Regions from separate parts of the Homo sapiens genome. Here region 1 is linked to region 2. Evidence: read pairs that join two places in POLR2A ChIA-PET (ENCODE). Cell type or tissue: OCI-LY7. All regions are shown on one strand. Each heading gives the region's core, and the rest is flanking DNA. Links, peaks and the distances in the headings are about the cores only.

Evidence for each region. ChIA-PET counts read pairs that join two places held together with the same protein. Peaks named below come from ENCODE experiments on the same cell type or tissue, not always from the same donor. Only the 100,000 strongest peaks of a DNase experiment are listed, where the experiment ranks them.
Region 1: POLR2A ChIA-PET joins it to region 2 with 5 read pairs; 14 of 35 experiments call an interaction of 5 or more read pairs at or near these places.

Annotation. Positions count from the first base shown.
Region 1 is chr10:119,063,989-119,080,129 of GRCh38, forward strand. It overlaps EIF3A (eukaryotic translation initiation factor 3 subunit A), which reads right to left. Exons shown (of 22, transcript NM_003750.4): 2 at 9,759-9,949; 3 at 9,453-9,589; 4 at 8,902-9,065; 5 at 6,898-7,097; 6 at 5,458-5,666; 7 at 1,411-1,582. Among named protein-coding and RNA genes, the nearest start is that of EIF3A, 8.8 kb to the right of the region's middle. RefSeq lists an enhancer at 2,617-3,118. In OCI-LY7, for the core only: no CTCF peak of the experiment used is centred there; no DNase peak of the experiment used is centred there.
Region 2 is chr10:119,118,377-119,132,901 of GRCh38, forward strand. It overlaps DENND10 (DENN domain containing 10), which reads left to right. Exons shown (of 9, transcript NM_207009.4): 5 at 1,965-2,076; 6 at 5,093-5,193; 7 at 11,139-11,246; 8 at 14,139-14,233. Among named protein-coding and RNA genes, the nearest start is that of DENND10, 22 kb to the left of the region's middle. RefSeq lists an enhancer at 2,181-2,475. In OCI-LY7, for the core only: no CTCF peak of the experiment used is centred there; DNase peaks (open chromatin) are centred at 1,405 and 2,205; H3K4me3 peaks cover 709 bases; H3K27ac peaks cover 1,848 bases.

The DNA.
Region 1 (16,141 bases), core at 2,713-6,712, 52 kb before region 2:
GAATCACTTGAACCTGGGAGGTGGGGGTTACAGTGAACTGAAATCGCACCACTGCACTCCAGCCTGAGCAACAGAGCTAGACCCTGTCTCAAAAAACAACAACAACACGTCTTAGGCTCCACACTCTAAAACTTTTGTATTATATCTGCTGGGTAAAACCTAGAAATCTGCATTTTAAAAAGTATTTCACATACAATTTCACTGAATAACCCTAATTAAGTCCATACTATTTAGTAACATCAAATGAAAGTTTAAAAGAGAAAAAAGTTGAAAATATTTTAGTTCTTCAGACATTGAACATCAGACACTGAAGGTAAGTCTACCTTACCTTCTCCCCTAGTGATGTGGTTTGGATCTGTGTACCCACCCAAATCTCATGTTCAACTGTAATCTCCAGTGTTGGAGTGTGGCCTGGTGGGAGGTGACTAAATCATGGGGGCAATTTCTAATGATTTAGCACCATCCCCGTAGGCCCATCCTCATGATAAGAGTTCTCCCAAGATCTGGTGTTGTTTAAAAGTGTGTGGTACCTTCCCCCTCTGTCTTCCTCCTGCTCCAGCCGTATAAGCCATACCTGCTTCCCGTTCCCCTTCCACCATGATGGTAATTTTCCTGAGGTCTCCCCAGATGCAGAAGCCACTATACTTCCTATACAGCCTGTGGAACCATGAGCCAATTAAACCTCTTTTCTTTATAAATTACCCAGTGTCAGGTACTTCTTTTTTGTTTGTTTGTTTGAAAAGGAGTCTCACTCTGTCGCCCAGGCTGGAGTGCAGCGGCACGATCTCAGCTCACTGCAACCTCCGCCTCCCGGGTTCCAGCGATTCTCCTGACTCAGCCTCCTGCGTAGCTGGGATTACAGGTGTGTGCCACTATGCCCAGCTAATTTTTTGTTATTTTTAGGAGAGACCGGGTTTCGCCATGTTTGCCAGGCTGGTCTTGAATTCCTGACCTCAGGTGATCCACCTACCTCAGCCTCCCAAAGTGCTGGGATTACAGACGTGAGCCACCACACCCATCCTCGGGTATATATAGCAGTGCGAGAACATACTAATACACCTAGCCTCTTCATATTTACCACACACAGCTTAATTAGTTTTCCTAGAGCCTCCATGAAATAAGCCATGACTCTTCTTGCCCATCATTACTTCTTCTCTTACTAACTGGCCCACGGTATTCCCCAGAGCCAACCCAAGTCCTGCTAGATCAAAACTCCCACCAATTTAACCCCTGCTCACCCACTGGCGCGGAACTGCCTCAAGTGAACAGTGATTGACACCAGTGCTTCCCTGTCCATACATCAGAACCCTTGGCACTGAATCAGAATTCCCAGTATTTAATCATGAGTTATTAAACCTGACCACAAAGTTTTCTGCCCAAAGCTACAAAAATCCTCAAATTAATACTAACCATATCATTAATAAGGCCAATTCGTGTCGGTGGGGCTTGAAGACCTAGTAGTGTTGCAAGGCGACGCTGTTTTTCAACTATAATGCCATCCATATCCAGAAGTCGAGCAATATCCGTACGCTCAGGAGTAATAGGGATGGAAAGAGTGGCTAAAAGGACTCTAGTAGACATTCTATGGAGAACAAAGTTTTAAATCTGTTAGGTTTGTAAATGATACTTGGTAAGCAGAAAAGCACTTCTCTTTAATCTTACGGTAAGGCGTGCTAGTGACAGAACGTGTACATCACCATGGTGCACTATACTCATAAATATTATTCCATCAAAGCATGGGAGTAAGAGAAATGGGCTGTGTTTAAACGAATACTTGGAGAATCAGGACTTCATCTATCCACTCAGTACTGTCAGTGTTTTCTAGCTTCAGAAAAAGATTGTGATTGACCAGGCGCGGTGGCTCACGCCTGTAATCCCAGCACTTTGGGAGGCCAAGGGGGGCACATCACGACGTCAAGAGATCGAGACCATCCTGGCTAACACGGTGAAACCCCATCTCTACTAAAAATACAAAAAATTAGCCAGGCGTAGTGGTGGGCGCCTGTAGTCCCAGCTACTCAGGAGGCTGAGGCAGGAGAATCGCATGAACCCGGGAGGCGGAGCTTGCAGTGAGCCAAGATCGCGCCACTGCACTCCAGCCTGGGCGACAGAGCCAGACTCTGTCTCAAAAAAGAAAAAAAAAGAAAGAAAAAGATTGTGATTAAATGACAGAAAACACACATTCATATACCCCAGACTTCCTTACAAAATTAAGGCAGGTTTAAAAACTAAGGAAATGGCTAGGCGCAGTGGCTCACGCCTGTAATCCCAGCACTTTGGGAGGCCGAAGCAGACGGATCACCTGAGGTCACGAGTTCCAGACCAGCCTGGACAACATGGTGAAACCCCATCTCTACTAAAAATGCAAAAATTAGCCAGACATGGTGACAGGCGCCTGTAATCCCAGCTACTCAGGAAGCTGAGGCAGGAGAATCAGTTGAACCCAGGAGGCGGAGGGTGCAGTGAGCCAAGATTATGCCACTGGACTCCAGCCTGGGGGGCAGAGTTAAGACTGTCAAAAAAAAAAAAAAAAAAAAAAAAAAAAAAAAAACCTAAGGAAGTAAGTGGCAATAAGGCAGAAAAAAATTTTAAGAATCAGAAGTGAACACTATTATGGTAGTGAGGGAGAGGGGGAGACAAGAACCAGGAGCTAAATTTTCACATCCCTGAAAGACAAGAAGTCAGGCTGCATTCAGAGCATGGCAGGACCCCAAAGACTGCGAGCCCTGGAGCTGAAGGGCTAGCATCTCCCCTTCGCCATTTCCAAGACTGTGACCGTAGGCAAGATACTTAATTTTCTGAGTCATAAGGCTACTGCAAAGATTAAACCAAATAATGTACTAAGAGCTAGACAGCCTAATGCTCACTATTATTGTAGTACTCTCTGAAGGCAAGCTTATGTGTCTGGAAGAACATGTTTTTCCTTAAAACAAACAGATGTGGACCAGGCGCAGTGGCTCATGCCTGTAATCCCAACACTTTGGGAGGCCGAGGCAGGTGGATCACCTGAGGTCAGGAGTTCAAGACCAGCCTGGCTAACATGGTGAAACCCCGTTTCTACTAAAAATACAAAAAAAATTAGCCAGGCGTGGTGGCGCACGCCTGTAATCCCAGCTACTTGGGAGGCTGAGGCAGGAGAAGCGCTCGAACCCGGGAGGCAGAGGTTGCAGCGAGCCAAGACTGCGCCATTGCACTCCAGCTTGGGCAACAAGAGCAAAATTCTGTCTCAAAAAAAAAAAAAGGATGTGAATTACATAAGTGACAGTGGATGCCATAACGGACACCATCCTCAAGAGTTTCTAAGAAAATATGCTAGTGGCCAAGCACAGTGGCTCATGCCTATAAATCCCAACACACTCGGAGCCTGAGGCAGGTAGATCACTTGAGACCAGAAGCTTTGAGACCAGCCTGGGCAACATAACGAGACCCTGCCTCCACAAAAAAAATTAAACATTAGCTGGACGTGGTCGCGCTCGCCTGTAGTCTCTGCTACTCAGAAGGCTGAGGTGGAAGAATAGTCTGAGCCCAGGAGTTCAAGGATGCATGCAGTGAGCTACAACACACTACTACACTCCATCTGGAGCAAGGAAGCAAGACCCTATGAGAAAGGAAAGAAAGACCGTATCAGAAAGCAAAGACATAGAGAACAAAGAAGAGAAAGAAAGAAAATATACTAGTGGGACTCATTTAATTGGTCCCATGAATTGCTCTAAAATAGTTTTACATAAGAAAGACAATTTGCTTTACATAATTCTACTGGATAACAAAATAATTGGTGGACCAATACAAGAAAACAGGTGGTATGTGTGTTGCCTAAGTCCAATAGCATTTTTTTTTTTTGAGATGGAGTCTTGCTCTATCGTCCAGGCTGGAGTGCAGTGGCACAATCTCAGCTCACCACAAGCTACGCCTCCCAGGTTCAAGCCATTCTCCGGCCTCAGCCTCCCGAGTAGCTGGGATTACAGGCGTGCACCACCACACCCAGCTGATTTTTGTATTTTTAGTAGAGACGGGGTTTTGCCATGTTGGCCAGGCTGGTCTTGAACTCCTAACCCTAAGTGATCCACCCACCTTGGCCTCCCGAAACTGCTGGGATTACAGACATGAGTCACTGCGCCAGGCCAGAAATGTATTTTTTTTTTAAGTGACAGAAAACAGGTTATACGTAACGTTAAAAATAATAAAATGGAAGACTATGCCTTCGGGGCTCATTTCTATAGTTTGTTGCTAGAGAAGTTTCTCTGAACGTGTGGAGCACAGGGAAAAAATTGGTCTATAGGTTGTTGGGTTATAGACCCTTCCTTTTATATTCATATGTATTTATATGAGAATAAACATGACCCAAATATTCTACACTTAATATTTTGCAATCAGGAAAAAATGACTTGATAGAAGTATTTACCCTGCCAGGCGTGGTGGCTCACACCTGTAATCCCAGCACTTTGGGAGGCCGAACCAGGAGGATCATCTGAGGACAGGAGTTCGAGGACAGCCTGGCCAACATCATGAAACCCCATCTCTACCAAAAATACAAAAAATTAGCCAGGCATGGTGGTGCACACCTGTAATCCCAGCTACTCAGGAAGCTGAGGCAGGAGAATTGTTTGAACCCAGGAGGCGGAGTGAGATCGCATCATTGCACTCCAGCCTGGGCGATAAGAGCGAAGGCTCTGTCTCAAGAAAAAATAAAATAAAATAAAATACAAGTCAGGCGCGGTGGCTCACTCCTGTAATCCCAGCACTTTGGGAGGCAGAGGCAGGTGGATCATGAGGTGAGGAGTGGAGACCAGCCTGGCCAATATGGTAAAACTCTGTCTCTACTAAAAATGCAAAAATTAGCCGGGCATGGTGGTGGGTGCCTGTAATCCCAGCTACTCCAGAGACTGAGCCAGGAGAATCGCTTGAACCCAGCAGGCAGAGGATGCAGTGAGCCAATATCGTGCCACTGCACTCCAGCCTGGGCAACAAAAGACTCTGTCTTGCAAAAAAAAAAAAAAAAAAAGAAAAGGAAAAAAAAGTATTTTTCTTAATTTTCTATTTGTTCTGAGAATAGACTCCACCTCTATGTGGATAGAAAGCTCATCCGTTAAATGTGTTTTTCCTAATATTCAAATTTCTCAATTGGGCTTTTAGCGGAGTTACTTATCACCTGAGGTGAGGAGTTCAAGACCAACTACTAAAGTCCAAGAATACTGTTCAGGAAGGGCAATGTCTTGAGACGTCTTAATAGTCACAACTGGCGGTGGTTGCTACTGGCATCTAATGGGTAGAAGCTGAGGATGCTGCTAAACTGCTAAACCACCTGCAGTACACAAGACAGCCCCATGACTAAGAATTATCCAACCCAAAATGTCAGTAGTGCAGAGGCTGAGAAACCATGGCCTAAAATATACCATGTCATATAATAGACGATATTTGTTACAGAATTTCAACATTATCCAAGTATAACATTTTTACCTTTGCATCTCATCTTGTGTGAGATTCTTTCTCATTTCTCTAGAGAGATGGTAAAGACGATGGAGTGTAGATGCATGAAAAAGAGCATTTCCAGATTTCCAAAACACAGTTGAGACTTTGTTATAGTAATTTGCCATCAACTGAGGTTTAGGTGGTTTTTTAGACAAGGAGAATAGCCCGTGAATATCTTCCACAGCTTTGAATGCTTCCTAAAATTAGGAGTATAAATTAAAGTCATTGCATTCTATAACACGAAAAAAATCTAATTCAAATTTCTATGAAACCTACAACACAGAAAACATAAAAATAGCAAATAAAATACCTTTGTGTGGTTCTCTTTACTCATGTATATCTATTTTAGAAAACTGCCATAATTACAAAAACACTAACTCCTTAAACGTTTTAAAGTTCTTTAGGAAATAATGGGAAGTAGACAGAGCAGACTCAAGAAAATATTTGCATATTATCCCATCACTTCGGGCAATATAAAGAAAAAATCTAGAAGGATATACAACAGGTTATTTCTGAGTGATAAGATAATGGATGAATATTTCTCTTCTTTTAACTTATGGATTTTTTTCTATAATGGGCATGTTTACTTATCTTCTACAGGTAGTATTTTAAGATGGGTGTCCCTATAGAAAAGGAAACATGGGCAAGAACAAGACATCAAATCACACTTTCACTTGGCTCAAAGACTCCCAATTTTTAGTTTCTTCCTCTATAATTTCAATCAAATATTGTCCGTCAAATATACAAAAGACTTCAAGGTCACATGACTACAAAATTATATGGAACGTCTTTGTAGGATTCTTAGAGAAAAAGGGCCAGGGAGAGGACTAGCTTCCTAACACCATCAAGATCTCCAATGCAAGACAGGCAGCTAAAGCACCACTAAGAAATCTAGAATAATCTACAGCAGCACTTCTCCAAACAATCAGTAGTAAAGGATTCGGTTTGTTTTAAATTTCTGACCTCTTACCGAAGAATATAAAATACAAAATTACCACAAAAATGAAACAGAAAAAGCTCACTTTTTATCAGAGTAAAAACACACAAAATGTACAATAAAATTGCTACTAAGAAACTTTGCATATGCTTTTCTACTCTATACTTATTTCATCACAGACCAGATAGTTTACAGATGACACCAGTCATGAAACCACACTTCGAGCAGCACTGGCAATGTATTGTTTTATATGTCAAGAAACTGGGTCTGAAAGAGATTATATGGTTTGGTCCAGAATTCATAGAAGGCAACTAGAAACAAAATATTCTGAGATTTCTTGTTCAGAACTTTTCCCAGTCCATTAGGCAACTTTAATTCCTTACCTTATTGAAATTAACCAATGCATACCAAGATGAAGCTATTCATTAAGGGGGGAGAAAAGTAACACAGACTATTATTTCTAGGAAGAAAAGCTAATAGCTCCAACATACCTGCCACAATTCCATGCTGATAGCACTGTCCAGCTGAACAAGTCTGGTTTCCAAATGCATGGACTGGCTCTCTGGATTATTAAGATTGATTGCCGTACTTTGGTTATGGTGGCGCTGAATCTGCGATAAGTGCATTCTCAAATTGTCACACAGTTTACGGAATTCAGCCTTACGCGTGTATTGGAGGCAGAATTTGAAAGCTATAAGCATAATTGTAAAATATATTAGGTACCTTCCACTATCTACTTAAATATTTGAATAGGTTTTATTTCACACATTAAGATCAGTTGTTTTAACAGGATTCACCAAACTCATCATTAGTCTTTGTGATGCAATGAGAATCAACTTATTTCATCCAGACTACCTTTTTGAGTGAGCCCTAACAAAACCAAAGACATAATCACTGGTCCTTGCTTACAACTAAAATGTGGTGCTGGCAGAGTTTACAAATGGGAAACTAGAATTTAGATCTAGGGGTCACCTTTCAAAGACCCACCACTTTAAATCCTAGGAGTAAAAAAATCTAGTATGAAATATAATGAACTTTGATATCTAACTTACATAGTAAGAAACAAGGTTCTGTACTAATTAAAACTACATAATACAAATTGAGGGCTTATAGTAACCTAATTTCAACTGATTACAGATGAACTACTTGTTCTGTCATTTAACTGGACACGTTAATTTTTTTACCGTCACATATGCACTATTAGATTATTTTTTAGATTTCCTTTCCCCTTAAAAATAGTTATGTCTATTTTAACAGGCCTAAAACAGAGATGCAGTTTAACTTCAAGTTAATATTTGTATCAACAGCTATCAAAAAGTCCAAATTTACTTGTATGAAAGTGAAAATTCAGCTGGGCGCGATGGCTCACGCCTGTAATCCCAGCACTTTGGGAGGCCGAGGTGGGTGGATCACAAGGTCAGGAGATTGAGACCATCCTGGCTAACACGGTGAAACCCCATCTCTACTAAAAATACAAAAAATTAGCCGAGCATGGCAGCGTGCGCCTGTAGTCCCAGCTGTTGGGAAGACTGAGGGAGAAGAATGGCGTGAACCTGGGAGGCGGAGCTTGTAGTGAGCCGAGATTGCGCCACTGCACTCCAGCCTGGGCCACAGAGCAAGACTCTGTCTCAAAAAAAAAAAAAAAAAAAAAAGAAAGAAAAAAAGAAAGAAAGTGAAAATTCAGGCTGGGCAGAGCTGTAATCCCAGCACTTTGGGAGGCTGAAGCAAGAGGATCACTTGAGTCCAGAAGTCTGAGACCAGCCTGAGCAACAATGCAAGATCCCAGCTCTTTTTTAAAAACTAAAAATAAATTAAAAAAAAAAAAAAAAGTAGAGAACTCAAGTTCACTAAAAAAAAAAAAAATGGAAAAGTTTATTTTTTCAGTTATACAGAGAATTCCAAAATAACTTTAAAATGTCTTTCATTATTACTGATGTTTGTGTAAAAAGAAAAAAAAAGATCTTTCAGATATCAATAAAATACAATTCACACAAAACTCCTTTAAAGAGTAAAACAAATTCCTTACTCAGTCATTTTGGTTTTGTTTTGTTTTGTTTTGTTTTGTTTTGTTTTGTTTTGAGACAGAGTCTTGCTGTTACCAAGGCTGGAGTGCAACAGTGCCATCCTGGCTCACTGCAACCTCCGCCTCCTGGGTTCAAGCGATCCTGCCACCTCAGCCTCCTAAACAGTTGGGATTACAGGCATACACCACCACGCCCGGCTAAATTTTTTGTATTTTTAGTAGAGAAGGGGCTTCACCATGTTGGCCAGGCCGCTCTTGAACTCCTGACCTCAAGTGATCCACCCACCTTGACCTCCCAAAGTGCTGGGATTACAGGTGTGAGCCACCACATCCGGCCGCAGTCATTTAATACTCATGTGAATGCCAACATTTCAATAAGGATAAAAACTAGTTCATTTTAAGTACTTTTCAGAAAATTTACTCCTCAGTCAATTTCAAAGCACTTCACTCAGATTTGATCTTCTCATCTTACCTTGCTGGGCAATATCATGGTACAGGCGCTCTACTCTAGAATTGTTTCTAAGAAGGTCCAAACACTGCCTGTAAGACTCCCACAGGAATTTAACCCATGGAGTTAAAAGTAATCTGTCAGTACGATCCTGAGTGTCTTCACCACTTACAGCACTTAGGAGAACACTACAAAGAAAAAAATGTTGAAAACAATTTTAGACAGTTTCCTACTTTGCCATGTGATTAAAAACCAAAACAATGTTCATCAGAAAACAGTGCAAATTCTTCCCACAATATGTACACACTGCAAAGGTGTCACTATCTACTCCCTGAATTCCCAATCTGCATTATGTTCATTTAAATTGGTATTTGCCCCTCTATCTTAAGGCTGTCATTTTCCACTTCTATGAATTTTTATTACCTACATAAATTAACTGGTTACTATGCATTTAAAACTTCAAAGATTTGCATTTTTTTCTGATAAACATCTACTTCAAAAGGAAATGAAGACCCATGTAAAAGAAAACACCAAGTTAACTATCAAAGCATTTATTAGAGGTCTAACCCACATACCTCTCAGGAGTTTGAATATTATCTAGATCCTCTATATCTAAGACCATCTGCTGAGATTCTTCTTTAGCAGCTTCAGTTTTTTCCTCTGCCATTTTCAAATATGCCCTAACAACATCCTCCAGAGATTTTATGTTCACCTAATCCAAAAAAACAAAAACTCTTCAGAACTTATTTTTCCATTGAACCATAAGATGTTTTAAAGGCAAATTTTTAAGAGAAATACAATATATTCACTTCGAAAGGTAAGTTCTTCGGCAGATTACTAAAAACACTTGTTAAAAATATACAACCCAGTTCCGTTTGTACCTGTTGACAAATGTTCTTATACTGGTATAACCCCTCCTTTGCCAAGTGGCTCTTGCGAAGATCCACGCAAAGTTCCAAGTATTTCAACATAATTGGTTCGTGTATCTTTTGCCATGTTCTATGTTTTTTACTTTTCATAACATCATAAAGAACATCCAGAGCAGGCTGCTTTTTGCCAACCTCAAGAAATTCTGAAAAATTCAGAAGAATTAAAATTAGTTATGTACACTATACAAGAGTCTAAACTTTACCTTTTTAAACAGCTATTTCAATTCCCCAACTCATTACCAACTTTTTACCAAGTTACATTTATTTTTGACTTCTAAAGCTATGCCATAATTATCAAAAGTAAAACAACAGAAAGACCTGTACTGTGTTGAAATATGATCTACAAGTAAAACTGAATCACTGTATTCCACTGTGATTTAAAAGTTCCAGGCCGGGCGCAGTGGCTCATGCCTGTAATCCTAGCAATTTGAGAGGCCGAGGTGGGCCAATCACTTGAGGTCTAGAGCTGGAGACCAGCCTGGCCAATACGGTGAAACCCATCCCTACCAAAAATACAAAAATTAGCCAGGCGTGGTGGTATGTGCCTGTAGTGCCAGCTACTGAGGAGGCTGAGGCAGGAGAATCACTTGAACCCAGGAGGCGGAGGTTGCAGTGAGCCGAGATCGCACCATTGCACTCCAGCCTGGGTGACAAGAGCGAAATTCCGTGTCTCAAAAAAAAAAAATAAAATAAATAATGTGTCGGTATTGGTTCATTAGTTGTTACCAATAAAAATCAACATGGGAGAAAGTGGGTGTGGTGTCAATGAAACTATGCACTCTCTTTGCAACACTCTGGAAATCTCAAACTGCTCTAAAAAATTCTTTTTTTTTTTAAATAAAAAAATAGAAAAATGGGGCCGGGAGCGGTGGCTTATGCCTGTAATCCCAACACTTTGGGAGGACGAGGAGGGCAGATCACTTGAGGTTGGGAGTTCAAGACCAGCCTAACCAAAATGGAGAAACCAAGTCTCTACTAAAAATACAAAATTAGCAGGGCGTAGTGGTGCATGCCTGCGGAGGCTGAGGCAGGGGAATTACATGAACCTGGGAGGCAGAGGTTGCGGTCAGCTGAGATGGCGCCACTGCACTCCGGCCCGGGCAACAAGAACGAAACTCCAACTCAAAAAAAAAAAAAAAAAAAAAAAGGGAAAAAAATGGAATACAAAGCAAAATAACTTATTTTTTTTCTTTTTTTTTTTTTTTGACATGGAATCTCGCTGTGTCGCCCAGGCTGGAGTACACTGGCGTCATCTCAGCTCACCGCAACCGATTCTCCTGCCTCAGCCTCCTGAGTAGCTGGGATTACAGGCACCCACCACAGGGCCCGGCTAATTTTTGTATGTTTAGTACAGACAGGGTATCACCATCTTGGCCAGGCTGGTCTCGAACTCCTGACCTCATGATCCACCCGCCTTGGCCTCCCAAAGTGCTGGGATTACAGGCATGGGTCACCATGCCCAGACAACTTATATTCTTTTGAATTTATTATCCCCTGAGCCCGAAGGCATTCTATGTGGTAACATTTCAAAACCCAGTTCCAATTTTAAGTTTTATGCATATTGTTTGTTTTGAAATACAGTCAAAAGCAATACCTTTGCCATTACATTATTTCTGACCAAGGTTAAAATTTATCTTAAATTTCCTCATCTTTTATTTTCTTTTGTACACTTAATAGACTGGGGGAGAAAGAGGTTATTTAACCTAAGTCAACTGGTTAAATTCATCTTAACATTCATTAATTGCAAATTTCACACACACACAAACTTCCCAATGAACATTTAAAAAATAATTTGGGGGAACTAAAACACTACACTAAAAAAAAAAAGGGGGGGAGCTTAAAACACTATATATATACATATATATATATATATCTCCTTTTTAAAAATATCATTGTTTATTTTCCTTGGAAAAAGACTTTTTTTTTTTTTTTTTTTTTGGACAGAGTCTTGCTCTGTCACTCAGGCTGGAGTGCAGTGGTGCAATCTCAGCTCACTGCAAGCTCCGCCTCCCGGGTTCACGTCATTCTCCTGCCTCAGCCTCCTGAGTCGCTGGGACTACGGAGCTCGCCACCACGCCTGGCTAATTTTTTTTTTTTTTTTTTTTGTATTTTTAGTAGAGGCGGGGTTTCACCGTGTTAGCCAGGATGGTCTCAATCTCCTGACCTCGTGATCTGCCCACCTCGGCCTCCCAAAGTGCTGGGGATACAGGCGTGAGCCACCGCACCCAGCCAATACTTTTTCTTTTAAGAGCTATCTGATAATGGCCGGGCGCAGTAGCTCACGCCATAATCACAGCACTTTGGGAGGCGGGTGGATCACGAGGTCAGGAGATCGAGACCATCCTGGCTAACACGGTGAAACCTCGTCTCTACTAAAAATACAAAAAATTAGCTGGGCCATGGTGATGCACGCCCGTAATCCTAGCTACTTGGGAGGCTGAGGCAAGACAATTACTTGAATTCAGGAGGCGGAGGTTGCGGTGAGCCGAGATAGCGCCACTGTACTCCAGCCTGGGCAACAAGTCTCCAAAAAAAAAAAAAAAAAGTTTGCTACAGGATAAATCACAAAACATACTGAAATAAATCTTTGTACAATACCTTATATGAAATCACATTTTTCACATGCAAATAATGACAAAACCCTTCACCACTGCATGAAAAAGTCCATCTTTCGCTGACTCCATCTTACTATCAAAAAAAAAACTTACTAAATGAAACAAAGATGTAATATATAACTAGATATTTTGTTGAAATAAGCCTTTCCTTGTTGTCAGGGGTGGGGGTGGGAGGGAAAAAACTTGCAGTCTTCTCCTGGTCTTCTCCTATATAGTGCATGTAAGGTTATTTTCTAAAATGTAACAGTACAGCCAGGCGCCTTGGCTCACACCTATAATCCTAGCCCTCTGGGAGGCCAAGGCATCACTTGCGGTCAGGAGTTCCAGATCAGCCTGGGCAACATGGTGAAACCTTGTCTCCACTAAAAACACAAAAATTAGCCAGGCATGGTGGTGCATGCCTGTAATCCCAAATACTCGGGAGGCTGAGACTTTAGAATCACTTGAACCCAGGAGGCGGAGGTTGCAGTGAGCCAAGATTGCGTCACTGCACTCCAGCCTGGGCAATAGAGGGAGAGACTCTGTCTCAAAAAAAAAAAAAAAAGAAAATGTAACAGTACATTAGGCGTTCTTCATAACTAACAAAAACAGTCTCTTATCAGCAAAAAACTTGGGAGTAAATGCGTTTAATGGAATTTATACTTTAAGAAAATCACAGCAGCAGCACTAAAATGACCTATTGTATCCAACTCCTAATCTAAAAAGGGCTTGCTTAAAGATGGAACTGAAACCATTTTTCACTTCCTGAACAGCCAATTAGAAGTTGATTCCTTAGCCAGGCGCGGTGGCTCACGCCTGTAATCCCAGCACTTTGGGAGGCTAAGGCGAGCAGATCACTTGAGGCCAAGGGTTCAAGATCAGCCTGGGAAATATGGTGAAAAAAATTAAAAAATTAGCTGGGCATGGTGGGACACACCTGTAATCCCAGCTACTTGGGAGGCTGAGGCAGGAGAATCGCTTGAGCCTGGGAGGCGGAGGTTGCAGTGGGCCGAGATAGTGCCACTGCACTCCAGCCTGGCCAACAGAGAGAGATTCTGTCTCAAATAAATAAATAAATAGTTGGAATGGGAACAGATTTTTCATAATCCATGACAGTGAGTCTTCTGCCTTTGTCCTAATTTATATACAAGAATTTAGTTCCTCCGAATTTTTTTTTTTTTTTGGAGAAGGAGTCTCGCTCTGTCACCCACGCTGGAGTGCAGTGGCGCAATCTCAGCTCACTGCAAGCTCCACCTCCTGGGTTCATGCCATTCTCCTGCCTCAGCTTCCTGAGTAGCTGGGACTACAGGTGCCCGCCACCACACCAGGCTAATATTTTTGTATTTTTACTAGAGACGGTTTCACTGTGTTAGTGAGGATGGTCTTGATCTCCTGACCTTGTGATCCACCCGCTTCGGCCTCCCAAAGTGCTGGGATTACAGGCATGAGCCACCACGCCCGGCCTCCTCTGAATTATTTAATAGTGGCCGGGGGAAGCTTTTGAGACTGGAAAGAACTATGATAAACTAAAGGTTCTATTTCAATACTTAAATATTGACTTCCAGATTAATATTATAGAAATAAAAATTAAAATCTAGAATTATAAACCTTACTGGATGGGTGAGCATTTGGAGCATACCTTTCAAATTCATTACTGAAAGTATGTATAAAGAAGTTTACATCAGCCCTTGATGTTTGCTAGTTTATTTGTGCAACAGACCAAATGGATATGCTATGTTACTCAATTTGTGGCCTTAATAGCTTTATTTTTCAAAGGCACTGGTTGTAGAACATAAACTATAATAAGGTCAGCAGCAGTTAGTGTGGCACCACTAATGATATAATATGAAAAAGGGGCCTTCTCCAAATGATTACAGGATACGAAATTCTTGCCTGTAACTGCTGGTCCAAGTTCTCACCTTCCTGAATGACTACTATAATTTTTCCCCCAAAAATTGCTCATATATATGCTTAGGGTGACCTGAACGACTATTCTACTTAAATTTATTTACATTTTATTAAGACAATGCAATAAATTAGGTCTAAATATTGTTAGGATCACAAATATTACATGTAAAACATTTAGATAAAATGAGATTATTTCCAATTAGGGGAATGCCCTTTGATCCTTCACTTATGTTTTGGAAGCAGTGCCCTGGACCATCCACGATCTGCTCACTTTGAGAAGGGATCCCTCACAATCCAAAGGTATGAGTTTCTACTCTGAAGGGAACGCATGCATCCCCATCCAACAGCTTCAAAGGGCTGCAAGGGACCACAGTCTTTTTTAAAAAGCTACACAAACAAAACTCAAGTTTCCCCCCCAGTGTCCCTCATCTTGCCTACTTTAATTTCAGATCCTTTCCTTAACCTGCCCTTCATGAATCAAGCCTGTGTCAATTTAGAAACAGGAAAAAAATGTTTGATGCACATTACATATCTTTTCTATATGAAGTTCTTATGAAGGTTCCAAAAAGAGAAGCGATAAAGGAAACAAGACCCGAACACACCAAATATATAATATGTAGGCCATTATAATGCTTTGGCCTACTAGCACGGGGAAAAAAAAATACCTGTTGGGCAAAGCATGCAAATGACTGTAAAACATCGACAACAGCCATGCAGAGTAGTAATTTCATGCAAATCATTTTGTATACTACAAATTCTAACTTTCGAAACGACGAAAAGTCATAAACTTTGCTACAGTTTGGTTTATAGTGACAAAGTTCCATTTCAATCTCTTCTTTCCGATGTATTAATAAACATCCTAAAACTGCTTGTCTGTTCTAACCATTAGATCACTGGTTATCATTAGAATGAATTAGTGCTCACATCTATGTTGTAGTTTCAATAGGTTTTTAAAACAATTACTCCATTCCACACAATGTGGAATTATCCTATTCCACAGACCAGTTCCCTCCCCGACAAAAAGTGTTACTTTTACTTTAAAAAGTATATGACCAACATATCTCTGGTTCTGCCAAATTATCAGTTTATGTGCTGACTCAAACTGCCATTTTCATAAGATGAATTTTCAAAGAAGCTAACAAAATAAGCTCTCCAAACATAAAACTGTAACTCACAAGGTATATTCATCTACAACATGGGTAAAACCCGAAACTTCTATTTCGGTGAAGGAAGGATGAAAATAAGAGCTATCCATGCCCTAACGATTAGAAAAATTGTCCGGTTAGAGGGGAAAAAAAAAACCCTACACAAAGTTTCTTAAGCCCAGAGCCTAGCCAAGAACATGTGCATCCCCAGAACGCCAATGTAATAAATGCCTTGGAGAGATCGGGGCACACAAGTTTTTCCCTCAAGCGCCAATGGCTGAAGTACACATATAGAAATAGAAATCGCAGACAGCAGCACTGTGGCAGAAAAAAAGAGAAAAAAGGACTGATCTGGATGTCAAGAGACGTTGGTTTTAAGTCTCTTGGCTCAACAACTCCCGGAGTGACCTTGGGGAAACCTCTCTCTAGGCCTGTTTCGTTATCTTTAAGAGGCGACCTGAAGTCCCTTTACATTAACTCTATTCCAACTTCCAGTGATTCGAAACAGGCTTTAGGACTGCTTCTAATCAATGCCAGGAAAAATGAAAAAACAAAAACAAAACAAAACAACAGGAATCAGGTTAAATGGGTCAGAGGCCCCTAAGTGGATATAAAGCAGCTGGGTAAAGGGTAAGTGGACGCCGACCCAGCAAAGCACTGAGCGCGGCTTGGAGAGCGGGGGTGGCTG
Region 2 (14,525 bases), core at 187-4,186:
CTGAAGAGCCCAAGGCCTTGACCACAAACTCCTAATTTAAGTTCCAGCTGGAAAATCCAAAATGCAGACAGCTCAGGCCTAAGCCACAGACTTCAGGGTCCCTGAGCAGGAGGCGAGGGGAACTCTGAAGGCGAGGCTGCCCTCTGTCATGTCCTCCCATGGTGCCCATCTGTCTTTCCTTTTGATCCCGCTGTTCTTTGAATTTTCTCAGCATCCCTGTTGAGGTGGTAGGTGTTTGTCAGGCTAACTTAAGGACTTAAGTAATTATACTGGGGGACATGGGGGAGTTAATAGACTTTTTTTTTTCCTTTTGAGACAGGGTCTTGCTTTGTTACTGAGGCTGAAGTGCAGTGGTACAATTACGGCTCACTGTAGCCTTAACTTCCTGGGCTCAAGCAATCCTTCCACCTCAGCCTCCCGAGTAGCTGGGACTACAGGTGCACACCACCATGCCCAGCTAATTTTTTTTTTTTTTTTTTTTTTTGAGTCAAGAGTCTCACTGTGTCACCCAGGCTGGAGTGCAGTGGCACAATCTCAGCTCACTGCAACCTTTGCCTCCCAGGTTCAAGTGATTCTCGTGCCTCAGCCTCCCAAGTAGCTGGGACTACAGGCACCTGCCACCACACCCAGCTAATTTTTTTTTTTTTTTTCTTTGAGATGGAGTTTTGCTCCAACAAGTGTTGCCTAGGCTGGGTGGCGCGATCTTGGCTCACCGCATCCTCCGCCTCCTGGGTTCAAGTGCCTCAGCCTCCCAAGTAGCTGGGATTACAGGCATGTGCCACCACGCCTGCCTAATTGTGTATTTTTAGTACAGATGGGGTTTCTCCATGTTGGTCAGGCTGGTCTCGAACTCCTGACCTCAGGTGATCCGTCTGCCTCGGCCTCCCAAAGTGCTAGGATTCCAGGCATGAGCTTCCGCGCCCGGCCGCTAATTTTTGTATTTTTAGTAGAGATGGGGTTTCACCATTTTGGCCAGGCTGGTCTCGAACTCCTGACCTCAGGTTATCCACCCGCCTCGGCCTCCCAAAGTGCTGGAATTACAGGTGTGAACCACTGTGCCCAGCCTAATTTTGTATTTTTGGTAGAGATGGGGTTGCACCATGGTGGCCAGGCTGGTGTCAAACTCCTGACCTCAGATGACCTGCCTGCTTAGGCCTCCCAAAGCGCTGGGATTACAGTGTGAGACACTGTGCCCAGCCCCAGCTAATTTTTAAACATTTTTTAGAGACAGTCTCCCTGTGTTGCCCAGGCTGGTCTCAAACTCCTGGGCTCAAGTGATCCTCCCACCTTGGCCTCCCAAAGTGTTGGTATTACAGACATGAGTCACCCTGCACCTGGCAGACATTTTTTTTTTTTTTTTTAAATCAGGAAGTTTTAATGATACAGAAAGATGCTGGTTCCCTTCACATCAGTTGTTTCAGTTTTTTGTGAGTCTAGCTTCCTCTATGCATCCCATCATAGAGTCCCTTGCGGGGCAGAGCACACGTCCTGGGAAGCTGACATAGGATAGATCTACTCTTCCACCAAATAAAGTGTTTGTATGCTTTACAACATTTGCCTAAATTCTCTGTATTAAAAATAATTTTGTACGTCAGGTGCTGTGACTCACACCTGTAATCCCAACACTTTGGGAGGCTGAGGTGGGTGGATCACTTGAGGTCAGGAGTTCGAGATTAGCCTGGCCAACATGGTGAAACCCCGTCTCTACTAAAAATACAAATATTAGCCAGGTGTGGTGGTGTGTGCCTGTAATCCCAGCTACTCGGGAAGCTGAAGCAGGAGAATCGCTTGAGCCCAGGAGGCAGAGGTTGCGGTGAGCAACTATCTTGCCACTGCATTCCAGCCTGGGTGACAGAGTGAGACTCGGTCTCAAAAAAAAAAGAAAAAAGAAAAAAAGAAAAAAAAATCTTTATTTCTTTGCATGATGTGTAATGCAGTAACATTACAATTTCTCTTTTTTGAAGACATTGTATCTCAGTTTGGAATGGAAACTGTTATCTTACACACAGCACTGATGCTAAAGAAAAGAATTGTGGTGTATCACCCCAAGATAGAAGCGGTCCAGGAGTTCACCAGGTATCACCTCTAATTATAAAAAAGTGTTAACTTTGTTGGCAGACAGTTCGCAGCACTAGATGTTACTGTGTGCTCTGCTGTGTTGCACATTTGCTATAAATAGCATGTGGTGAAATACCACCTTTGGTCTGAAGTTTCTGTTTAGCTCTAGTAGTTCAAGGTTACTGATTTGGACTATTTATGACTATTTTAGAGCAGGGGATTAGCAAACTTTTCCTTGCCAGACAGTAAATATTTTAGGTTTGTGAGCCATATGGTCACTGCCCCAACTACTCAACTGCCTAGGTAGCACAAAAGCAACCATGGAGGACACGTACATAAATGACTCAGCATGGCTGTGGTCAATGAAATTTTATTTTCAAGGACAGGCAGCTAGGCTGTGGGCCATAGTTTGCTGACCCGTTTCAGGTAAATTGTTCCTTCTGTTCAGTTTTATCAAAGACTCTTTTTTTTTTCTTGTTTTAATTAAAAAGTTTTAGAGCAGGACAAAGACTCTTACTTTGATAGTACATATAGATTTTTTAAATTTTATTTTCATTTTTAGTAGAGATGGGGTCTTGCTGTGTTGCCCAGGGTGGTCTCAAACTCATAGGCTCCAGTGATCCTCATGCCTTGGCCTCCCAAAGTGCTGGAATTACGGGTGTGAGCCACTGTGCCCGGCCAAAATAAATGTAGATTTTGTTGTTGTTAATAATTTTTTTGCCAGGAGGGTCAGTTCAGGGCCAGGAGGTGCCTGCCAGGCCCTGTCCCCTCTAACAGCTCCCCCACCTGCCATACAGATTTTTAAAGATTTTTTGTTTACTAAATCTAACTTGTTATTAGGTCCTTTTAAATTTTTTTCATTTTTATTTTTTTTATATTTTTTGTCGAGATGGGGTTTCTGGGGTCTCACTATGTTGGCCAGGCTGGTCTCGATGTCCTAGGCTCAAGTGATTCTCCTGCCTCCGTTGAGATGATTACAGACATGAACCACCACACCCAGCCATTAGGTCCTTTTTTTTTTTTTTTTTTTTTTGGAGGCAGAATCTCTCGCTTTGTCACCAGGCTGGAGTGGTACAGTGGCGCGATCTTGGCTCACTGCAACATCCACCTCCCGTGTTCAAGTAATTCTCCTGCCTCAGCCTCCCGAGTAGCTGAGACTACAGGTGCGCACCACCACGCCCAGCTAATTTTTGTATTTTTAGTAGAGATGGGGTTTCACCATGTTGGCCAAGATGGTCTCGATCTCTTGACCTCGTAATCTGCCCGTCTCGGCCTCCTGAAGTGCTGGGATTACAGGCATGAGCCACTGTGCCCGGCCAGGTCCTTCTTTAAAAGCAAGAGGACTTAGCATTCGTGTTGGGTTTACTGTATGTCAGGCATTTTGTAAGATACCTTAAATTATTAAATTTACTCATAACAAGAACCCTGCAAGGAAGTATTTTTACCCTGTTTTATGAATGAGAAAATTAAGGTTGGCAGAGTATAGGTATAAGGTAATGAAAAGAACAAAGGCTTCATAGTCAGAAAGACCTGAGTTAAAATCTTGGGAGGGCAACTTATTAGCTCTGTGAACACATAAAAGATAATGTTGGCCGGGCATGGTGGCTCACACCTGTAATCCCAGCACTTTGGGAGGCTGAGGTTAGCAGATTGCCTGAGACCAGAAGTTCAGGACCAGACTGGGCAACACAGCAAAACCCCATCTCTATAAAAAAATACAAAAATTAGCCAGGCATGGTGGCATGCACCCGTAGCCTGAGCTACACAGGAGGCTGAGGTGGGAGAATCGCTTGAGCCCAGGAGGTGGAGGCTGCAGTGAGCCATGATCACGTCACTGCACCCCAGCCTGGACGACGGAGTGAGGCCCTGTCACAGAAACAAAACAAAAGGTATTGATTGTTTCTGAGCCTGTGTTCCTTTATCTGTAAAATGAAGATCGTAATATCTACTTACAAGTTTGTTAAGACTGGAAATAATTTATGTAAGATGCTTAACATGTACCTAGCCTGTAAGACACACTTTAGAAGTTATTATTGTTATGATCATGATTGCATCAGATTTTAAGTGAGAGAGACAGAACTTTCACCCTGCCCTCTCTGGGTCCAAAAGCCCATATTTTCTATCCCATCACCTTTTCCCCCTCTACGTATGCTCCTTAAACTGGAGCGGTCACAGCTTCTGAGATATTTAGCAGGGCACCAGGGGTTCATGAAGCCACAGATAAATTTGATACATCTTGTTGCAGTCATTATTCTACCATAAGTTTTTTTCAGAGAAATCTATGTCTTAGGGAAACAAACACACTTGGTTTGCGAGTTTTACTAAAATTTTAAATATAAATGGGAGACTTCCAGAAAATTTCTTGCTTGCAGAGGTGACTTTGAATTTTACCCTTAGACTCCCTTTCCATGGCAGTCTCCAGAGTGGGATTTTTCAGAGGAAAACCTTAGAAGCGTCACTCTTTGCTACCACAGGGATCTTTTGAAACTTCACCTTGAGCTTTCTGTAGCTGATCTGATCCCCAAAAGCAGAGTTTAAAACATTGCAGAGAGGCTGGGTGCAGTGGCTCACGCCTGTAATCCCAGCACTTTGGGAGGCCAAGGCAGGTGGGTCACCTGAGGTCAGGAGTTCAAGATCAGCCTGGCCAACATGGTGAACCCCCATCTCTACTAAAAATACAAACATTAACCGGGCCGTGGTGGCAGGCACCTGTAGTCCCAGCTACTTGGGAGACTGAGGCAGGAGAATTACTTGAACCCCAGAGGTGGAGGTTGCAGTGAGCCAAAATCGCGCCATTGCACTCCAGCCTGGGTGACGAGTGAAACTCCATCTCAAAAAAATAAATAGTAAAACATTGCATTGCTTTAATTTGAAGCCCAGAGGTTAGCACATTTGGGGCTTGGTCTCACCTCTGTCCCTGATTAGCTGTAGACTCTACCCTCTTCATTTCCTTCTCAGGAAGAGGAGAAGGGGGCAGGCTGAGTCTTTAAGGTGTGGACCAGCAACAACTTGAGTTCTTGCCTTGATTCCCCAGGACTCTGCCTGCCCTGGTGTGGCACCGACAGGACTGGACCATCCTTCACTCTTACGTGCACCTCAACGCCGATGAGCTGGAAGCCCTGCAGATGTGCACAGGTAGACAAGAGGATCCCAGGGGAGGAACTGTTTCACTTTTTTTTTTTTTTTTTTCCTGAGACGGATTTTCACTCTTGTTGCCCAGGATGGAGTGCAATGGCACGATCTTAGCTCACCGCAACGTCCGCCTTCAATTCTCCTGCCTTAGCCTCCCAAGTAGCTGGGATTACAGGCATGTGCCACCACGCCTGGCTAATTTTATTCCACTTTAAAGAGGGTTTTTTGTTTTTATTTTGTGCATTCCCAAGTGGGATACTGATCCTTTATTATTTCTTTGGCACATGCAATCAATTTTTTGCCCTTAAATTTTTTTTTTTTTTTTAGTTTAAAAAAAAATTGTGGCCGGGAGCGGTAGCTCACACCTGTAATTCCAGCACTTTGGGAGGCCAAGGTGGGCAGATCACCTGAGGTCGGGAGTTCAAGACCAGCCTGACCAACATGGAGAAACCCCGTCTCTACTAAAAATACAAAAAATTAGCTGGGTATGGTGGCACATGCCTGTAATCCCAGCTACTTGGGAGGCTGAGGCAGGAGAAACACTTGAACCTGGGAGGCGGAGGTTGCGGTGAGCCAAGATCACACCACTACACTCCAGCCTGGGCAGCAAGAGCAAAACTCCGTCTCAAAAAAAAAAAAAAATTGTGGTAAAATGCATATAGGATTTACCTTTTTTTGGCCGGGCGCGGTGCCTCATGCCTATAATCCTAGCACTTTAGGAGGCTGAGGCAAGTGGATTGCCTGAGCTCAGGAGTTTGAGACCACCCTGGCCAACATGGGGAAACCGTATCTCTACTAAAATACCAAAAAAAAAAAAAAAAAAAATTAGCCGGGTGTGGTGGTGGGTGCCTGTAGTCCCAGCTACTCGGGAGGCTGAGGCACAAGAATCACTTGAACCCAGCAGGTGGAGGTCGCAGTGAGCTGAGACTGAGCCACTGCACTCCAGCCAGGGCGACAGAGCGAGACTCTGTCTCCAGAAAAAAAGATTTACCTTTTTTTTTGAGACCAGGTCTTCCTGTGTTACTCAGGCTGGTCTTGAACTCCCGAACTCAAGCGATCTGCCCATCTTGGCCTCCCACACTGTTGGGATTACAGGTGTCAGCTGCTACGCACAGCTACATTTACCTTTTTAACCATTGGTAAACATACAGTTCAGTGGCATTAAGTACATTCACGTTGTTGTTCAGCCATCATCAAAATGCAGCCTGTTTTTGGCTGGGCACAGTGGCTCACACCTGTAATCCCAGCACTTTGGGAGGCCGAGGTGGGGTGATCGCCTGAGCCCAGGAGTTCCAGACCAGCCTGGGCAACATAGGAGACCTGTCTTTTAAAATTTTTAAATTATAAAATAAAATTTAAAAAATGCAACCTATATTTAACTATTTAACCTGTAAAGTTTTTTTTTGTTTTTGTTTTTTTCTTGGGACGGAGTTTTGTTCTTGTTGTCCAGGCTGGAGTGCAATAGTGTGATCTCAGCTCACTGCAACCTCTGCCTCCTAGGTTCAAGCAATTCTCCTGCCTTAGCCTCCCTAGTAGCTGCGATTACAGGCACCTGCCACCATGCCCAGCTAATTTTTGTATTTTTAGTAGAGACAGGGTTTCTCCACGTTGGCCAGGCTGGTCTCAAATTCCTTACCTTAGGTGATCCACCCACCTCAGGCTCCCAAAGTGCCTGGATTGCAGGCATGAGCCATTGTGCCTGGCCGAACTTGTAAAGTTCTAGTCTTAAAAGTTTATCAGTGACTTTTTTTTTTCATCTTAACTTTTTAATTGTTATGGGTATATAATAGGTATATGTATTTATGGGGTACATATGATGTTTTGATACAGGCCTACAATGTATAATGATTACATCAGGGTAATTGCAGTATCCATCACCTCAAGCATTTATGATTTCTTTGTGTTAAGAACATTGTGATTCCACTTCTAGTTTTCTTTTTTTTTTTTTTTTTTTTTTTTGAGTTGGAGTCTCACTCTGTTGCCCAGGCTGGAGTGCAGTGGCACGATCTCAGCATACTACGGCCTCCACCTCCCAGGTTCAAGCGATTCTCCTGCCTCAGCTGCCTGAGTAGCTGGGATTACAGGTGTGCACCACCATGCCCAGCTAATTTTTTTGTATTTTTGGTAGAGAGTAGAGATGGGGTTTTACCATGTTGGCCAGGCTGGTCTCAAACTTCTGACCTCAGGTGATCCACCCGCCTCAGCTTCCCAAAGTGTTGGGATTACAGGTGTGAGCCACTGTGCCCAGCCAACTTCTAGTTATTTTTAAATATACAATAAACTATCATTCACTGTAGTCACCCTATTGTGCTATCAAATACTAGGTCTTATTCATTCTAACTATATTTTTGTATCCACTAACCATCCCAAATTTTCCCCCTCTCCCCACTACCCTTCCTAACCTCTGGTACCCACCATTCTACTCTCTATCTCCCTGAGTTCCATTGTTTTAATTTTTAGCTCCCCCAGATTAGTGAGAACATGCAAAATTTGTCTTTCTGTCCGTGGCTTCTTTTACTTAACATGATGCCTCCAGTTCCATCCATGTTGTTGCAAATGACAGGATTTCATTCCTTTTTATAGCTGCATAATATTCCACTGTGTATATGCACCACATTTTCTTTTCCATTCATCTGTTGATGGACACTCAGTTTGATTCCAAATCTTGGTGGTTGTGAACCGTGCTGCAGTGAACATGGGAATGGTGGTATCTCTTTGATACACTGATTTCCTTTTTTGGGGGTAAATACCCAGCAGTGGGATTGCTGGATCATATGGTAGTTCTATTTTTAGTTTTTCGAGGAATTTCCATACTGTTCTCCATAGTGACTGTACTAATTTACATTCCTACCAACAGTGTACGAGAGTTCTTTTTCTCTACATTCTTGCCATCGTTTGTTATTGCCTGTCTTTTTTGAGACAGAGTCTCCCTCTGTTGTCCAGGCCAGAGTGCAGTGGCATGCTCTCAGCTCACTGCAACCTCCACTTCCCTGGTTCAAGCAGTTCTCTTATCTCAGCCTCCTGAGTAGCTGGAACTGCAGGCACCCACCACCATGCCTGGCTAATTTTTGTATTTTTAGTAGAGACAGGGTTTCACCATATTGGTCAGGCTGGTCTCGAACTCCTGACCTCAGATGATCCACCTGCCTTGACCTCCCAAAGTTCTGGGATTACAGGCGTGAGCCACTGCGCCCAGCCGTCTGTATTTTTTTTTAGAGACAAAGTCTTGCTTTATTGCCTGGGCTTGTCTTGAATTCCTGGGCTCTGGGATTATAGGCATGAGCCACTGTGCCTGGCCATTTTCTTATGAAAATTTTTCTTTCTCTTTTTCTTTTCTTTTTTTTTTTTTTGAGACAGGGTCTTGCTCTGTCGCCCAGGCTGGAGTGCAGTGGCTCAGTCTCGGCTCATTGCAACCTCCACTTCCTGGGCTTAAGCCATCCTTCTACCCCAGCCTCCCAAGTAGCTGGGACTACAGGCACGTGCCACCATGCCTGGCTAATTTTTGTATTTTTTTTTTTGGTAGAGATAAGGTTTCACCATGTTGCCCTGGCTGGTCTCGAACTCTTGAGCTCAACAGTCCTCCCGCCTTGGCCTCCCAAAGTGCTGAGATTATAGGTGTGAGCTACTGTGCCTGGCCTAAACATTTTTAATGTTTTTTATTTCCCAGTGAAGTTATTAATTTATCTGGAATAATTTTTTGTGTAGTGTGTGAGTTTGGGATCTGACTGAACTTTTTTACCCTATGGATAACCACTTGGACCAGGACATTTATTGAATAATCTCTTTCTTTTTTCAGTAATGAGTAATATTACTTGTCATCTGTCACATTTTCTCATTCATGGGTGGGCCTGGGTCTGGCTCTCAGTAGTAGGTTTTGTTTTTGTTGTTTTTTAAATTATTTTGTTTTATCTTATTTTATTTTATTTTTTTGAGACAGAGTCTCGCTCTGTTGCCCAGGCTGGAGTGCAGTGGCGTGATCTTGGCTCACTGCAACTTCCATCTCCCAGGTTCAAGCAATTCTTGTGCCTCAGCCTCCCGAGTAACAGGGACTACAGGCATGTGCCACCATGCCCAGCTAATTTTTTTTTTTATTTTATTTTTAGTAGAGATGGGGTTTCGCCATGTTGCCCAGGCAGGCCTCGAACTCCTGAGCTCAAGCAATCCACCCGCCTCAGCCTCCCAAAGGGCTAGGATTACAGGCATGAGCCACTGCGCCTGGCCACCAGCTAATTTTTGTATTTTTAGTAGAGACAGGGTTTCATCATGTTGGCCAGGACAGTCTCAAACTCCTGGCCTCAAGTGATCCTCCCACCTCGGCTTTCCAAAGTGCTGGGATTACAGGCAGGAGCCACTGCCCCCACCTGTTATTTTTTAACTGTCCTTGCTTGGTAAAGTAAAACTCTAGGAATGATAAATTGGTCCTGTATTAGTGTGTTCTTGCACTGCTATAAAGAAATAACTGAAGGCCGGGTGGGATGGCTCATGCCTGTAATCCCAGCACTTTGGGAGGCTAAGGTGGGTGGATCACCTGAGGTCATGAGTTCAAGACCAGCCTGACCAATATGGTGAAACCCTGTCTTTACTAAACATACAAAACTTAGCCAGGTGTGGTGGCATATGCCTGTAGTCCCAGCTACTCAGAAGGCTGAGACAGGAAAATTGCTTGAACCCAGGAGGTGAAGGTTGCAGTAAGCCAAGATCGTGCCACTGCCCTCCAGCCTGGGCAACAGAGCAAGACTCTGTCTCAAAAACAAACAAAAAGGCCAGGCACAGTGGCTCACGCCTGTAATCCCAGCGCTTTGGAAGGCTGAGGCAGGCGGATCACGAGGTCAGGAGTTCGACACCAGTCTAGCCAATATGGTGAAACCCCGTCTCTACTCAAAATACAAAAATTAGCCAGGCGTGGTGGCGCACACCTGTAGTCCCAGCTACTCAGGAGGCTGGGGCAGGAGAATCTCTTGAACCTGGGAGGTGGAGGTTGCGGTGAGCCGAGATCATGCTACTGCACTCTGGCCTGGGTGACAGAGCGAGACTGTCTCAAAAAAAAAAAACAAAAAAACTGAGACTATAATTTATAAAGAAAAGAAGTTGAATTGGCTCACAGTTCTGCAGGCTGTACAGCAAGAATAGTGGCTTCTGCTTCTGTGGAGGCCTCAGGAAACTTACAATCATGGCAGAGGGTGAAGGGGAAGCAGGCACGTCTTACATGGCTGGAGCAGGAGAAAGGTGGGGGAAGGTGCCGTCCACTTTTAAACAACCAGATTTTGTGAGAACTCAATCACGAGAACCACACTAAGAGGATGGTGCTAAACCGCTCATAAGAAATCACCCCCATGATCCAGTCACCTCCGACCCGGCCCCACCTCCAACATTGAGGATTACAGTTCGACATGAGATTTGGGTGGGAACACAGATCCAAACCATATCAGTCTCTCCTCAAATAATTTTTTTTTTTGGTAATTGTATTGCTCTGTGAAATCAAAAAAATCTGGGAATCATTGTTCTAACACCAATCCCAGAGATCTGCTAATTCCTGAGTTGCCCTGAACCCTTAAAGATGATGCCATTTCCACTCTGAGAACCCAGGCATTTGCCATTGATTTCCTGAAGGCAAAGACCTGAAGGGGGAACATCAGTCAAGAGAGTCCTTGCTACCTTCTGCCACAGCTGTCATTCTTGACCCCAAGAGCAATGATTGGAAAGTAAATGCCCTACTTCAGTCTTGTCCTTGACACTGATGGATAATTTTGGAATATCTGGCGTTGTGTGAATATCTTCAGGCAACTGATAGTAATGTAGTCTTACTAACTGCCACAGGGTACAGCTAATGTTCCCGAATGAATAAAGCAGTGAAAGAGAGCAGTCGATGAGCTTTTAGACCCAATTCTTTTGATGGGTTCACCATATTTCTTCCTACTCCAGTAAGGTTGCTCATGTTTGTGATGCAGGTTACGTCGCTGGATTTGTAGACTTGGAGGTGAGCAACAGACCAGACCTCTATGATGTGTTTGTGAATCTGGCAGAGAGTGAGATTACCATTGCTCCCCTTGCAAAAGGTTTGTTCTCTGTTCTGTTCTTGATACAAGATATAAGCCAAACAGTTGTACATTTTTAGGCTGATTCTCTAAAACCAGTATGTGAGGGCTGGCTTACCAACTCTGCTGAAGATGGATATTTCCGTGTCTAGAACACAACATTTATTCCTATAAACATAGACATATTAGCAGAACATCCCGGGTGCTTATGCAGCAGAGTGTATATTAAGAAGTTAAATAGTCTGTTCATCTTGTTTCACTACTTTTGTGTTTAAACAAGGTGTATTATCTACTGCCACATAACAAATCACTTCAGAACTTAGCGGTTTATTTTCTTAATTTTGAAATGTTTCTGAGTCATACAGAACTCAGTGGTTTAAAACAACACATATTCCTTTTTCTTTTCTTCTTCTTTTTTTTTTTGGCAGAGTCTTGCTCTATTTCCCAGGCTGGAGTGCAGTGGCCTGATTTTGGCTCACTGCAGCCTATGCCTCCCGGGTTCAGGTGATTGTCATGTCTCAGCCTCCCGAGTAGTTGGGTTTACAGGCATGCACCACCATGCTCAGCTAATTTTTTTTTTTTTGAGATGGAGTCTTATGCCCAGGCTGGAGTGCAATGGCACGATCTTGGCTCACTGCAACCTCCGCCTCCCAGGTTCAAGTGATTCTCCTGCCTCAGCTTCCCGAGTAGCTGGGATTACAGGCACCCGCCACCGCACCCAGCTAATTTTGTATTTTTAGTTAGTGATGGGGTTTCACCATGTTGGTCAGCTGGTCTTGAACTCCTGACTTCATGATCTGCCTGTCTTGGCCTCTCAAAGTGCTGGGATTACTTACATATGTGAGCCACTGCGCCTGGCCTAATTTTTGTATTTTTACTTGAGACAGGGTTTCACCATGTCGGCCAGGCTGGTCTCGAATTCCTAGCCTCAAGTGATCCACTGGCCTCAGCCTCTCAAAGTGCTGGGGTTACAGGCGTGAGCCATCATGTTCTAAAACAACACATATTTATCTCACAGTTTTGGCGGATCAGGAATGACTTATGTAGAGGTAGTTTGGCTCAGGAAGTTTCAGTCACGATATCCCAGAGCCACAGTCATCTGAAGGCTCCACTGGGGCTGGAACATCCGCTTTCAATGTGCATGGCTGTTGGCAGGAGGCCTCAGTTCCTTCTGCCATGGGCCTCTCCATAGGGTTGCTTGAGTGTTCTTACAATATGACAGCTGGCTCCCCAGGAGTGAGTGACCCGAGAGAGAAAAGGAAGTCACAGTGCGTTTTATAATCTTGCCTTGATAGTCACCATTACTTCCTCCATATGCTATTTGTTAGAAGCAAATCACTAAGTTTAGTCAACACTTGAGAGAGGAATGTCTCCACCTCTTGAAGAAAGGAGTATCAAAAAATATGTAGGCGTTTATCACTACACAGGGTTAAATGTGACTCCAGTATGGAAAATCTTTTTGAAGCATGTCTTAGTAAGCATAAGGGAATGAAGCTGTTCTTAGAGCTAATGATCAGGAAAGGGTGTACTAGTGTTAGAGTGGCATTCTTAGACATTCTAAATTGTTCCAAATTAGGCCGGCCATGGTGGCTCACGCCTGTAATCCCAGCACTTTGGGAGGCCAAGGCGGGTGGATCACGAGGTCAGGAGATCGGGACCAGCCTGGCTAACACGGTGAAACCCCGTCTCTACCAAAAATACAAAAAATTAGCCGGGCGTGGTGGCAGGCGCCTCTAGTCCCAGCTACTCGGGAGGCTGAGGCAGGAGAATCAGTTGAACCCGGGAGGCAGAGCTTGCAGTGAGCCGAGATCGCGCCACTGCACTCCAGCCTGGGTGACAAAGCAAGACTCTGTCTCAAATAAATAAATAAATAAATAAATTGTCCCAAATTACAGCTACATAAAGTAGAAAAGATTGGCTTAAATGCGTGTTGAGCACTACTCAGGTAGTGGTTTTAGATGGGATTACTGATTAACAGCTTTGTTTTGTCACTTATCTTTCTCCTAAAAGTGGGGGCAGCTGAATGCTGACTCATTGGGAATTGTTAGATTCGATTATGTGAGGTTTTATTGAAAAATTCAAATTAATAGAACCATAACTGGCTTTCCTTTAATTCGTTTTAAAATTGCAAACATAATGCATGCTCATGATGAAAAATTCAAACTATGGGGTCAGATCTTTACGAAATAACTGCCTTTTGCAAAGCGAAAGTGAAAGAAAACTGGCTGTGGCTAGGGCCACTTAAGCAGCTGAAGCATTAGGACCAGAAAGGGTGGCCATCTTCCTGCTGCCCTGTGTTGCTCTGTGTCTATAAAAATGGGCTCATCCTAATCCGCACCAGTTGAATGGAGTCTGTCTCTTGAAGTGACAAACAAGTTTCTGTTAACCTCCTCAGTGCAGACAGTAGCAATGTATGTAACCAGGCTAACTTAGGTGGTTTCCTTTGCTCATTTCTAAGAATCTAAACGAATTGAGCGCCCAGCTGGCTTCTGCAGAACTGACAGGAAGCTCCTCTTTCACAATATTCCCGCCAAAAAGATACATTTCTTAACTGTAAAGAGCTGGACTAGAACGTCAGACTCTTGGCTTATAGTCATGACTTAGTTGTAGTCAGAATTGTTCATTATGCTTTGTCTGGGAAGAAAAATAAAAATTTTGGTCAGGTGGGTGTGAAGGGGAAATCTGGTTTGGTGTGATGTGTTTTTATGTTTGCCCAGAAGTATAAATCACGATTATATTATGCCTTTCCTCCCAGCATGTTGTCATATTTGTGTCTAGTGATAAAATGGACATGTGGGAGGTTATCAGCTGCTTTTTGAAAATTCCCTCAGTGTGGTCTTCCAAGTTTTCAGATAGATGGCATGATTATTTTTTATGTCGATTTCTAAATATTCACCTTCTTGATCTCACCAGAGGCCATGGCAATGGGCAAACTGCACAAAGAAATGGGTCAGCTAATTGTTCAGTCTGCAGAAGATCCAGAGAAATCAGAGAGCCACGTTATACAGGTAACTCCCTCACCTTCTGACTTACTGAAAGTCCTGACCCGGTGTCGCTGGGTGGTGTGCGGCAGAGCTGTGCACATAAGCAGAGTGGGGGGCTGTGGTAGAGGCCAGCGGGCAGGTGCTTAGAGAGGGTTTACAGACGGCCACAGTGATGATGGACAAGCAGGTGCAGGCTGGCCTGATCTAGTTAGTTACTGGGCTCGAGGGCAGGTATACACAGGGGCTGGTGCTGACACCGACCGCTGGCAATGAGAAATGTAACTACCAAGTGGTCTGGAAGGCTTTTCTGGGCCAG